Regions from separate parts of the Homo sapiens genome. Here region 2 is linked to region 1. The links are chromatin loops, found by intact Hi-C in ENCODE. Cell type or tissue: ascending aorta. All regions are shown on one strand. Links, peaks and the distances in the headings refer to the core of each region. The heading gives the core; the rest is flanking DNA.

Region 1 (5,379 bases), core at 327-5,326:
TCTGGGAGGCCTTTCCCGACCATTCTACCTAAAATAGATCCATCCAGAGCTCTGTATCCTCACCCCATGGGTGTTTCTACAATAGTACTTACAGTTTCTAATTTTAAAACAAACCAGACAACAATAGCAAAAACAAAAAACTTTTTAGCGGCCTACTCCTTTTTTCTCTGACATCTTCCGTGGTCTGAAATTCTGTGACGTGCCTGTTTTGTTTTCTACTGAATCTAGTAATGGAGGCAAATAGCAGATTATGTGTTCAGTGAGTGAACAACTTATTGAATTAGGAAGTTGCCTTAGAAGAGAATCTGAAGCTTATCTAACTCAACTTCTTTACTTTACTGAGAAAGTGTTTCTGAGAATGGTGAGATAACATGTACAAGGAAGACCATTAGGAGAGTTGGGGGCTAGGGCCTGGTTTACCTTCAAAATGTTACTTTCTGGCAGGACACGCAGTGGCTCATGCCTGTAATCTGAGCACTTTGGGAGGCCGAAGCAGGCAGATCACCTGAGGTCAGGAGTTTGAGACCAGCCTGGCCAAAATGGTGAAACTCCATCTCTATACTATTAATTAAAATACCACCACCACCACCACCACCAACAACAAAAACTAGCCGGGCGTGGTGGTGCATGCCTATAATCCCAGTTACTCAGAAGGCTAAGGCAGGACAATCTCTTGAAGCCGGGAGGCAGAGGTTACACTGAGCCAAGGTCCCTCTACTGCACTCTAGCCTGGGCGACAGAGCGAGACTCCGCCTCAAAAAAAAAAAAAAAAATGTTAGTTTCTTACTTCCTTTGCCCAGTCACCTAGTCCTGTTTAACCACACCTTGGCTTTACCTCTACGGGAATAAACACTACTGTAATGGACTGAATGTTTCTGCCCTTGAAATTCATATGCTGAAATTCTAACCCCCAACATGATGGCATTAGCAGGTGGGGCCTTCGGGAGGTGATTAGGTCTGAGCAGGGAGCCCTCGTGAGTAGGATTAATGCCCTCAGAAAAGGGAGCCCACGAGTTCACTCACCCCCTTTCTGCCATGTGAGGACACACTGAGAAGTCAGCAGTCTGCAAGTGGAAGAGGGCCCTCACCAGAACTCGGCCATGCCGACACCCCCTTCTCAGACCTGCAGCCTCCAAAACTGTGAGAAATATGTTTCTGTGATATAAACCAAAGATTATATCTTTGGTATTTTGTTACAGCAGCCTGAACTAAGACAAGCACCCTAAATCCTACAGTGAAAGCATGTTTAAAATAAATGCAAAGACTAAAGCTGTGCTATCAAGAAGAGAAGAGACGATTGATTTCTGGTATATTCATAAATGGAATACAATGGAATGAGAATGAATGAACCAAACCTAGAGGCATAGAAACTGTCAAATCACAAACACATAACGTTGGCTAAAAACAGCAAGTCCCAAAAGAATACATACCTGGTGATGGCATTTATATGGAGTTTAAAAGATAAGCAGGACTAAGTGATATATGGTTAGTGGATATGTGGTCAAACTGTGATACAAAATAGGAATAAAGAATATTGTTTTAAAAAATAAAAGCACCATTCAGATAGTGGTTCCTTGCCATGTATTCAGGTGATGGGAAGGGAAGGGCCCAGCGTGAGGAAGAGACCCTGGATGGAGTGGAGGGTGATGATGTTATTTATCGTTAACTGGGTGGAAGTTTCATGGCTCTCCATTTACTTCTCATGCTTCATAGTTTGTAAGTTTATATTTAGAAAATAATTGATAAGTTGAAAAAAAACTAAAACCAACATGATTTCACCTTTGCCCAAATACAACCCGTCTTGGGAAGAAGAGCTTCTTCCCCCTTCTTCACGGAGGCCTCAAAGAGCTTCACCCCAGCTGCCCATTCACTTTTCCTATTTCTGCTGAGGGAAGACCAATACTTATTTTCATCTTCAGGTCTACCAAATGAGAAACTGAGGCATAGTATGAGGTGAGTCTCTGGAACCCAGAACAACTCTCAAGGGGCGAATGCTCCTTTATATCTCAGTGGATTCATTCGCTCATGACATTTACATATAATGACTACCTGCAGAAAAGGCCTAACGAAATAGTGTCAGTTTCTAAGGCAGGCAACCGTGTCAAAAGCCCGATCATCTTTGTGCCCAGGCTTTTGTTCTCTGACTGTGCTGGGGACAACCACATAAGCCACGTATCCTGATACTACTCTGCATGTGTTCATTTCTGAGTCTCTTAGGAGACTCTGTCACATACATGACCTCATTTGATTCTCCCCATGACACGGTGTGGAAGACACACAGCAGATATTTTAGTTCTCGTTTCAAGAATGCTGTTTCCTATATATTTTGATGCCTTTCTTCCAGCTGTCGACACCCATTTAATGCTGACAGAATAGAATCCCTGCAGCCCATTCCTGAGCCAGGTCAACACTGTACAAAAAACAGTATTTGGAAGATGACTTTGGGGGCATTGGGCAGGGCCCCCAAGCAAAAATAACCTCCTTACTGGTCCTTCCACTATTAGCAAACTATTCTTTGCTATCGTCAAGGCTTTTTCACCTTTTACAATCCCTTATTAAAATGCAAATACTCCTGAGTGTATCCGCATTAAAAAAAAAAAAAAAAAACAACCCTGAATGATCTTCATTAACTGAAAGTGGGTGGGAGATGGAAGCCGGCACCAGGGCAGGAGTGGGCACCAGTGAAGGGAAGGGGAATGAATGAAGAAGGAAGAGGAGACAAAGAAGCCCAAAGGCAAATCATGCCAACATCACCGTTTGGTACAGGGCGTCCTTGCCCTATTTTTCTGCCCAACCTCATTTACTGCACGCTCTCACCTGACTTCAGCCCCTAGACTTGCTACTGGCACAGGGTGGCCTGAGATGGCCAGTCGATGTCCCTCTGATGGTTTGCCACATGCTGATGTTCCCATCCTTGAGCAATTCTGCTCTGTTCGTGGCGGGAGTTCCCACTCTAAGGGTTTCCGGATCATTTGTGTTGCTAGTCTCCCTGGGCCACACTTCTGTTTCGGGAGAGAGTTTTTGCACTGGGCTCCTTCTGACGCGTCAGGCTGAAAAGTGAATTTGAGCCAAGAGTTCTGTTGTTTCATTTCAGTTATTTATGAGAAGCTGGTATTTTCTGCTCACAAAGAAAATATGAAATTTCAAAACCTAAACATTATCAAGCTATTAGGATACTGGTGAGAAAATAGAAATTGCAAAGTATTTCTCAAACAGTCTGAGTAATTTTCCTTCACTATTTTTTCCCCAGGAGTAATAACAAATAGAAATACTACTTGTCTTTTGGAATCTTTTTTTGCTGAAAAGTGTGAAGCGATTCCAGAGATATTCTGAACAGAGGGACCCCATCAGCATGCAGTCCTATAGGAGAATGCAACCTGTCTGCACCTTCTTCCCAAGGGGGCCAGTGAATGAATGAACGAAAGAATAAATGAATGAACAAACCATTCAGCTACACACACTTAATTTTACAGAGCAAATGCCTACTAGTCATGCGTTACTATCCTAGCTTGAGGCCCAATTATTTCTCTATCTAAATAATGTGGGTGTTTTCCTTGATCATAAATGAAACGTGCTCATTATAAAATGCTTAGAAGATACAGAAAAGTATAAAGAAGAAAATAAAAGTCATCCATAATCCTACCCCACAAAAAAGTCTTATTAATATTGAGGTTTATATCATACACGTGTTCCTCTGAGCTCATAAACATTACATGGCTGAGATCTTGTGTATATACAACTGGTATCTGTATTAGACAGAATTCTAAGATGATCCCGGAATCCACATGGCTTTACGTAATCCCTTCCCCCTTGAATGTGGGCAGGTGGGACCTGTGACTATTATGGGCCATCGCTTTCATGATTTGGTTATGTTCCATGGCAAGACTTTAAGGGTGGGAGATGATCCTGGGTTGGTCTGGCCTGTTCAGGTGAGTCTTGACAGAGATTAGGCTTTTCCTGGAGACAGATACGAAGCATGAGAGGGACTTGAAACAAGGGAGAGTCTCCTTTGGTGACTGTGAAGATAGAGAGCCCAACATGGCAAAGAATGCTAGAAGCCTCCAGAACCTGAGAGCAACCCCTAGTTGACACCCAGCAAGGAAAATAGGGACCTTGGGCCTGCAACCACAGGAACTCAATCCTACCAAAAATATGAATGAGCTTGAAAGAAGACCCCAGCTCTAGATGAGAACACAGCCTGGCCAACACCTTAATTTTGGTCTTATGAGACCCTGGGCAGAAAACCCAAACAAGACTGCTGGGGTTTTGGACCTACAGAACCATGAGATAGTAAATGGGTGTTGCCGTAAGTGGCTAAACTTACAATAATTTGTTATGCAGCAATAGAAAATAATATAGTGTTCTATTTTTTCACTTTACATTACAACTTGAACTTTGTCTCCTATTAATGTTAACTAAAAATTTAATGTCTATGTCTAATATATGTGTTTGGATTATAATCAATGTAATGAGTCTGAATGATTGGGCATTTAAATGTAGCCATTATTTGTGTTAGGGATTTGTTATTTGGAAGTTGTGTTGTTTTGTTATTTGTGTTTGTTTTGACTCCTGTGGTCACATGAAAGAAAGATGAAACATCTTTCTCAACAACTGCTGTGCTATAACCCCTGAGAGAGAGAGAAAATGTACTTCTGAAAGGTTATTTTGCTTATTTAAAGGAGATTATGGTACTTTGTGAGAGAGCTTTGTGTTTCAAAAACAGAGGCCCTTGACACCTATAGACTACATCGTCCAAGGAAGAGGATGAATGATGTGGGCTGCAGACGTTTAACAGATGGGCTCCTCCCTGGCTAAATGACTCCCCAAGACTGGGGAAAGAAATAAGACTTGAACTGTGACCTATGGTGGAGATATGGCCCTATCTGAGCCCGATGCTCTGGGTGACCTCAGATGGGCACTGCTACGTGGCTGTCTATGTGGCTGACACCACACACTATGGCTAGAGAGGTTCTGCCAACCCAGCTGGGGTAGAGGAATTCAGAGTTCTTCTCACCACCCTTGGCTAGTGTCAACTTCTATCAGATTTCATTTCACTTTAGAAAATATGGAAATGTGGCATTTCATACATTCCTGGGATGTGGAACGTTCCTACCTGTTTCGTAAGTAGTACTATGATATATAATTCTACAGAAATATGTCACCATTTTTATCATTATTTTAATAGATTTCTAGCAATAGGTCAAAAGATATACACATTTTAAGGTTCTTTATATAAATGATAAAATTAGCAGATTCCTAGACCTGTAAGCAAAAGTATATATAAGACGCTAGATTCATCATAAAGTCTCCCTTTGGCCTCTGCCCCCAAACCATCCCAACATACCAACTCCTAAACATCCAAGGCCCACGGGAGCACAT
Region 2 (5,379 bases), core at 175-5,174, 75 kb before region 1:
CCACCACCCTCCCAGCACAGACACACAGATCCCGACCACACACTCCCAACCAGAAATATCCAAAAATACACTAAGAAAAATCCAATAATACTTACTTGAGGTTCTTAAACTCTTTCTTTGGGGGTAGATAGATACAAGGCAGTAAACCAGCATAGGGAAAGAAAAATAGCAAAAAACAAACAAACCAAAAAAACACCTAATAAAAAAATCCCATAGGAAGGAAATGGAACCCCCCCCCACCCACCCCAAAATGGATCTAAACTGTGTGGTTGCCGGAGCTGCTTTCCTGAAAAGAGGGCCAGAAACTGAGAGCATGGAGCGCTTAGACTGGAATTGTTTTCTAAACAGAATTTTTTAGGGTATATTTTTCACATATATTACCCTTTCTCAAAATGCCCTGGCCAAAAGTAGTAAAAATGCTGTACTATTAAACTTAAGTTAGGGGCCTGTGTTGGCTGAGGGACCCAGCTGGGTTTCTTCTGGCAACCGGAGAAAGAAGGAGGCGGGAAAGTGCCACTGCGCCCTATTACCCTCAGGTGCCCATTTGGTGCCAACTGGGGGATGTTTGATTGAACTTGGCCCCTAGCTAAGAACAGTGGGGGTGGGAGTGGGGGAAAAGTAAGAGACAGTTTAAAAAATAATGAAGGGACATAGGTATGTTGAGAAGAAAAAAAGAAAGAAAAATCACATCTGCATATTTTCTGAATGAGCAAGAGAGGTTATGATTACAGCTTCATTTTGTGTTCCTTGTTAAAAAGAGGCAGGGCCTCCTAGGACTTGGCAGTGGGTGCCTAGAGGTATGGTAAGAAGAGGGTGGAGAATGGCCCAAGTTTTATTCAAAACAGTAGGTTTTAGCTAAAGCCAAGTTGGGCAAAAGAGACATGTTCACAAGTCATCACCAGTTGTGGCCAAAGAAAGGTCACTTTCCATCTTGTGATTTTCCACGGTCCTTGGGGACCAAATTGAAAGCTTTAGGGCTTTGACTTTGTCCTCAGGAAAGTAAACTCAGCTTGAAGTACAAGTTCCTGGTGGCACACTGGGTCACATTGCCACGACGAAAGTCCAGCACACCCTGACTTGCTGGAGGATACCTGAGGAAAGGTCTGTGGTCGGAGCTGAGTGGGTTTATTGATCTTACTGGAAAATGGGCATTTCAGCTTCTCTCCAAGGAACCAGCCCAGACGTGTCAGCAAAGAGTCCCTTTGGACACATTGACCCAAGCTGAAAAATGTATGAAAACACTTCATGTCTACTAAATCTGGTACTGCTAGCTGCATTGTCTGATGGTCCATCCAAGAAGAAAGGGAGGGACTGGGAAGAGTGACCGCCTCTCTCTGCAGTCCTATGTCTGCACCAGAGCCGCCTCACGGGCCTATGGGCAGGCAAGGAAGCTGTCAAGGACCTACCAAGCCTTGGCACAAAGATCGCTGCAGTTGGGAAGAACCTTTAGCTCACAGATGTTTTGCAGCAATGAATGGAACAAAAACAATGTCTGTTAGTGCCACCAGGCCTTGCAGTTGGAATCTGAGTTTGGGCTGCTAGAACATGACCAAAGGAAACAAATGTTTGACCAGACATCTGAGAACATGTGTTTTGTTTTGCTTGTGTAGATGCAGACTGCTGGCCTGAGGTGTCTGCTTTTGGCTGAGAGGCAACATGGAGGCCCGTTGCAGACATGCACCATGCCAAATACAGGCAAAGCCAGCCTAGGGGATTGCACTGGTCTCTGTTTAAATCCCTCAGTAAGATGGGTTTCCCCCTGTTCTATTCCAAGTCTAAACTTACAGTGGTTGAAGAGACGGGACAAAAAAACAGGTGTGGTTTGAACCCTCTGGATTTGAACTCTTTTTTTTCTCTCCTCTTCCTGACTTGGATACCAAAGAAAGAGCCTCAACTCACCACTGCTTGGACCACCCCACAATAGCCCCACTCCTTTTCTGACCAGGACAAGAAAGGGGCTCCTGAGGGAAAGGGTTTCTAATAGATCCATCCTGGGATACCTTGGAGGCACTAAAAAAAGAAAAAGAAAGAAAGAAAACCAATTCTGTTCTGGTGATGTTTATGTGGGCTTTTTAAGAATGTCCAGGCTCCCGTCCAGTGGTGGCTGCTGTTTCTCGGTGGCAGAGATGATGCCTGGTTTATTCTTAGTAAAGTGCTTAGGACGCTGAGCCTGAGGGGCTCTGGAATGGAAAAACAAAACAAAACAAAACAAACCGGAGGCCCGCTCTGCCTGGCTCCTAGAGACACGCAAAGCTGGGCAAAGGAAGGAGATTGAGGTGGGACTGAGACATTGTTGCATTGTGAATGCCCCGGTTCCCCACCTCCTGCCCCCCGAATCATGATTGTTTTATGCGGTTATTTTTCCCTTTGGTGAGGAAAATGGGATGTGGTGTCAATTACTGGGAAAAATATACAAAGTCCTAATGGCTAATCTATTCTTCTAAGTATGTGGAAGGCTACTACACCGAAGAGACTTGATCTAATTGTATAATAAAACTCAAATCATTTCCAGCCAGATCGGACATGCCAGGGCTGCTGCTGCTGCCGCCGCCGCTGCCCTGGGCAAGAGAGAGGTGAGCTGACCCTGGAAATTGCTTGTGGGTAAAATCAGCAGAGGATCTGAAGGCAGTCGGGAATACGGCTGCGGGGAGCAATGAGGGACCATAAAGATGTTGTACTGTAAATAGTATCTTCTTGTTTTATGTGTCTCCGTGGTGGCAGTTGTTTTCTCGGCTAGAACGTCTATGTCAAGAGCCTAACCTTGGAGAAAAATCCACAATACTGCTCCATGATGTTCTCTCCCTTCTTCCCTGGACTCGTCGTTTATAGGTTGTCATTTAAAAAACTCACAGCGCCAAGCGTTTTCACATAATTTGTCTCATTTAATTTCATCCTCCCGACAACCCTCCCAGGAAAATCCAATTATCATTTTACAGATGAAAAATCTAAGGGAGGCTAAGTTGTCCAAAGTTTCATGGCTAAAAGATGATGGTGCCAGGACTCAAACTCAGGCTTTCTAACTCATGTTGGCCTTTTCTGCTCTTCCACAGCTGTCCCAGTTTGGGGCCAGCAGGCCCCCTTTGCAAAGCCCTGTTAAGTGATTTTGGTGTCAGGGCATGGTGGAGACCTGAGGCTTGGGAGCAAGGTGTGTGCAGTGTGGAGCTGGTGGAAACACATTTCCTAAAATTAGCTTTCTCCTTTCAACTCTTTCTGATCTGATCTAAAAACATGAAAAGGCTCACAACCACCCGCTTGCATGTAAATCCAATGACAGCTTCTAAGGCCACCACAAAAGGCAAAGCCTCTGTTTATTTAAGCATTGGGATTTAAAAAAAAAAAAAAAAGAAAAATACATCTGGGAGTAGAAGTCATTGGGTTATAAATGAGCTCTCGCCCCACCAAAGAAAAAAATAATAATTATAATAAAAATAATGGCACCATATTCTCTGATAAACCAGTGCCAGAAAAGCTCTTGGGGATCAAGTTTTGTCAGTCCCCAGCTTTTACCAATTTAAATTCTTGGCAGAGTATTAAAAAAAAAAAAAAAAAGTATAAGGTATTTGAAACTTCAGTCCCTCAGGTACTAAATCTAGCGTTTCCTGGCAATAGATGAATGTTGCTGGAGTGAAAACCTAGCACCACAGGACCATATCTCCACGGCTGTTCGTATTTATACTTAACAGACAAATATGTCATTCTTTCCGGATCCCTTTATGGGGCCAATTTTTTTTTTTCCTAATGTGTTACCCACCTACTTCTGATAAAAACGAAGACCAATGAAGCCCAGGACACAGACTTTGAGTTAGCAGGATGCTCTTTGGTATCAAAAACCATGTTTTCCCCCAGCTGCTTAATTCCCTAAGCCACAGGTATAATAAGGTAGGAACAGGATTCTAGATACACAAACCTCGGTGGAGATTGTGAGCAGGCGCAGGATCGATGTAGCCTGATGACATTCATTCCCTGGTCTCTTCACATGTTCTTGTTCTTTATGAGTTGGTTGTGATCCACAGAGAGAGTTGGAACTGAGATGATTTTGCCAGAACTTGGGTTGGCAGAGGCTGTGTGACTCTTTCTGGGCAGTTAGCAGAAGGACCACTTTTCAGTGTTAAGGTCTACACTCATTCATCAACTATGGATCATTTCTCTATTCGGGGGTCCTGCAGTTCTACTTCATCATAAAGCTTTCTCTAATTGCCTTTCAGAATATCTTTTCTATTCCACTCTTTTTTTTTTTTTTTTTTTTTTTGAGATGGAGTCTCACTCTGTTGCCCAGGCTGGAGTGCAGTGTTGCGATCTCAGCTCACTGCAAGCTCCGCCTCCCGGGTTCACGCCATTCTTCTGCCTCAGCCTCCCGAGTAGCTGGGACTACAGGCACCCACCACTACACCTGGGTAATTTTTATACTTTTAGTAGAGACGGGGTTTCATTGTGTTAGCCAGGATGGTCTCAATCTCCTGACCTCGTGATCCGCCCGCTTCAGCCTCCCAAAGTGCTTGGATTACAGGCATGAGCCACCACGCTTGGCCTATTCTCCTTCTAATTAAGTTTCTTCTCTTTTCTCTCCTCTAACCCCTGCTAATGGCATTAAGCATAGTCTGGAAATATCTCAGATTATTCACCTCCCTGAGTCTACAGACCCCATTTCAACCTTCATCATATAAGAAGGGAAGAGGACAATTGAACACCTACTATCTTTTGGGCTCTGTGCTTACTCCTTACCCACCTTTAAACTTGTATAATGAAACTTACAAGCCTCATGGAGAAAGGAATGGAATTAACATCTTAAGTACTTTGAGACCCTGAAAAACACTGCATAAAATATTGCAATGGGACATGTCCATTTCTTTGTCCAATCTAGAGTTTCATATTTTTGTAAGTAAGTGGAAAATGCATCCTTTAACTTTCAGAAAAATGAGTTTTCAGTAAAAGTGTTAAGATATCTCAACCCTCTGTACTTCATAAAATATTTATACCATAACGTGAGGGACACAGAGATGTCTCAGCAGGAATGGAAAATAACTGGGGTGAGGATTTTCAATAAGAAGTTGCCACGGGAACTTTCCACATATTCTGTGAGTACCACGTAAGCTTTAGCCCACACAGCAGCCTTTCCCTAGCTCAGGCTGATGAGATGCTACTCAGCTGTCTAAGGCAGCCTGAGAACCACAGCATCTTCTCATAACAGCAACAAGGTCGACTTTTCTTTTCGTTCTCCTGCTCCCAAAATAAGGCAGCTGCCCAAGGCAGCCTCTTGCTCTCTGCCCTTTCTTTCTATTCCCTTTATAGAGTTTCTCATCTATTCTCTCAATTTCAGCCATGCCCCATGCTGACCCCTCCTTAGGGTCTCAGTCCTATGTGCTTAGCTGCTTGTGGGAC

The links. Hi-C counts contacts between places; a loop is a spot of excess contacts. Peaks named below come from ENCODE experiments on the same cell type or tissue, not always from the same donor. Only the 100,000 strongest peaks of a DNase experiment are listed, where the experiment ranks them.
Region 2: it touches region 1 in a loop (2.3-fold over the local background); 4 of 110 quality-filtered maps call a loop at or near these places.

Annotation. Positions count from the first base shown.
Region 1 is chr9:16,269,989-16,275,367 of GRCh38, forward strand. All of the region lies in intron 1 of LINC03041 (long intergenic non-protein coding RNA 3041), which reads right to left. It overlaps LOC124902124 (a long non-coding RNA gene), which reads left to right. Exons shown (of 2, transcript XR_007061424.1): 2 at 3,251-3,446. Among named protein-coding and RNA genes, the nearest start is that of LINC03041, 3.6 kb to the right of the region's middle. In ascending aorta, for the core only: no CTCF peak of the experiment used is centred there; a DNase peak (open chromatin) is centred at 2,933; H3K27ac peaks cover 1,197 bases.
Region 2 is chr9:16,195,619-16,200,997 of GRCh38, forward strand. No RefSeq gene overlaps it. Among named protein-coding and RNA genes, the nearest start is that of LINC03041, 78 kb to the right of the region's middle. In ascending aorta, for the core only: no CTCF peak of the experiment used is centred there; a DNase peak (open chromatin) is centred at 2,114; H3K4me3 peaks cover 777 bases; H3K27ac peaks cover 3,388 bases.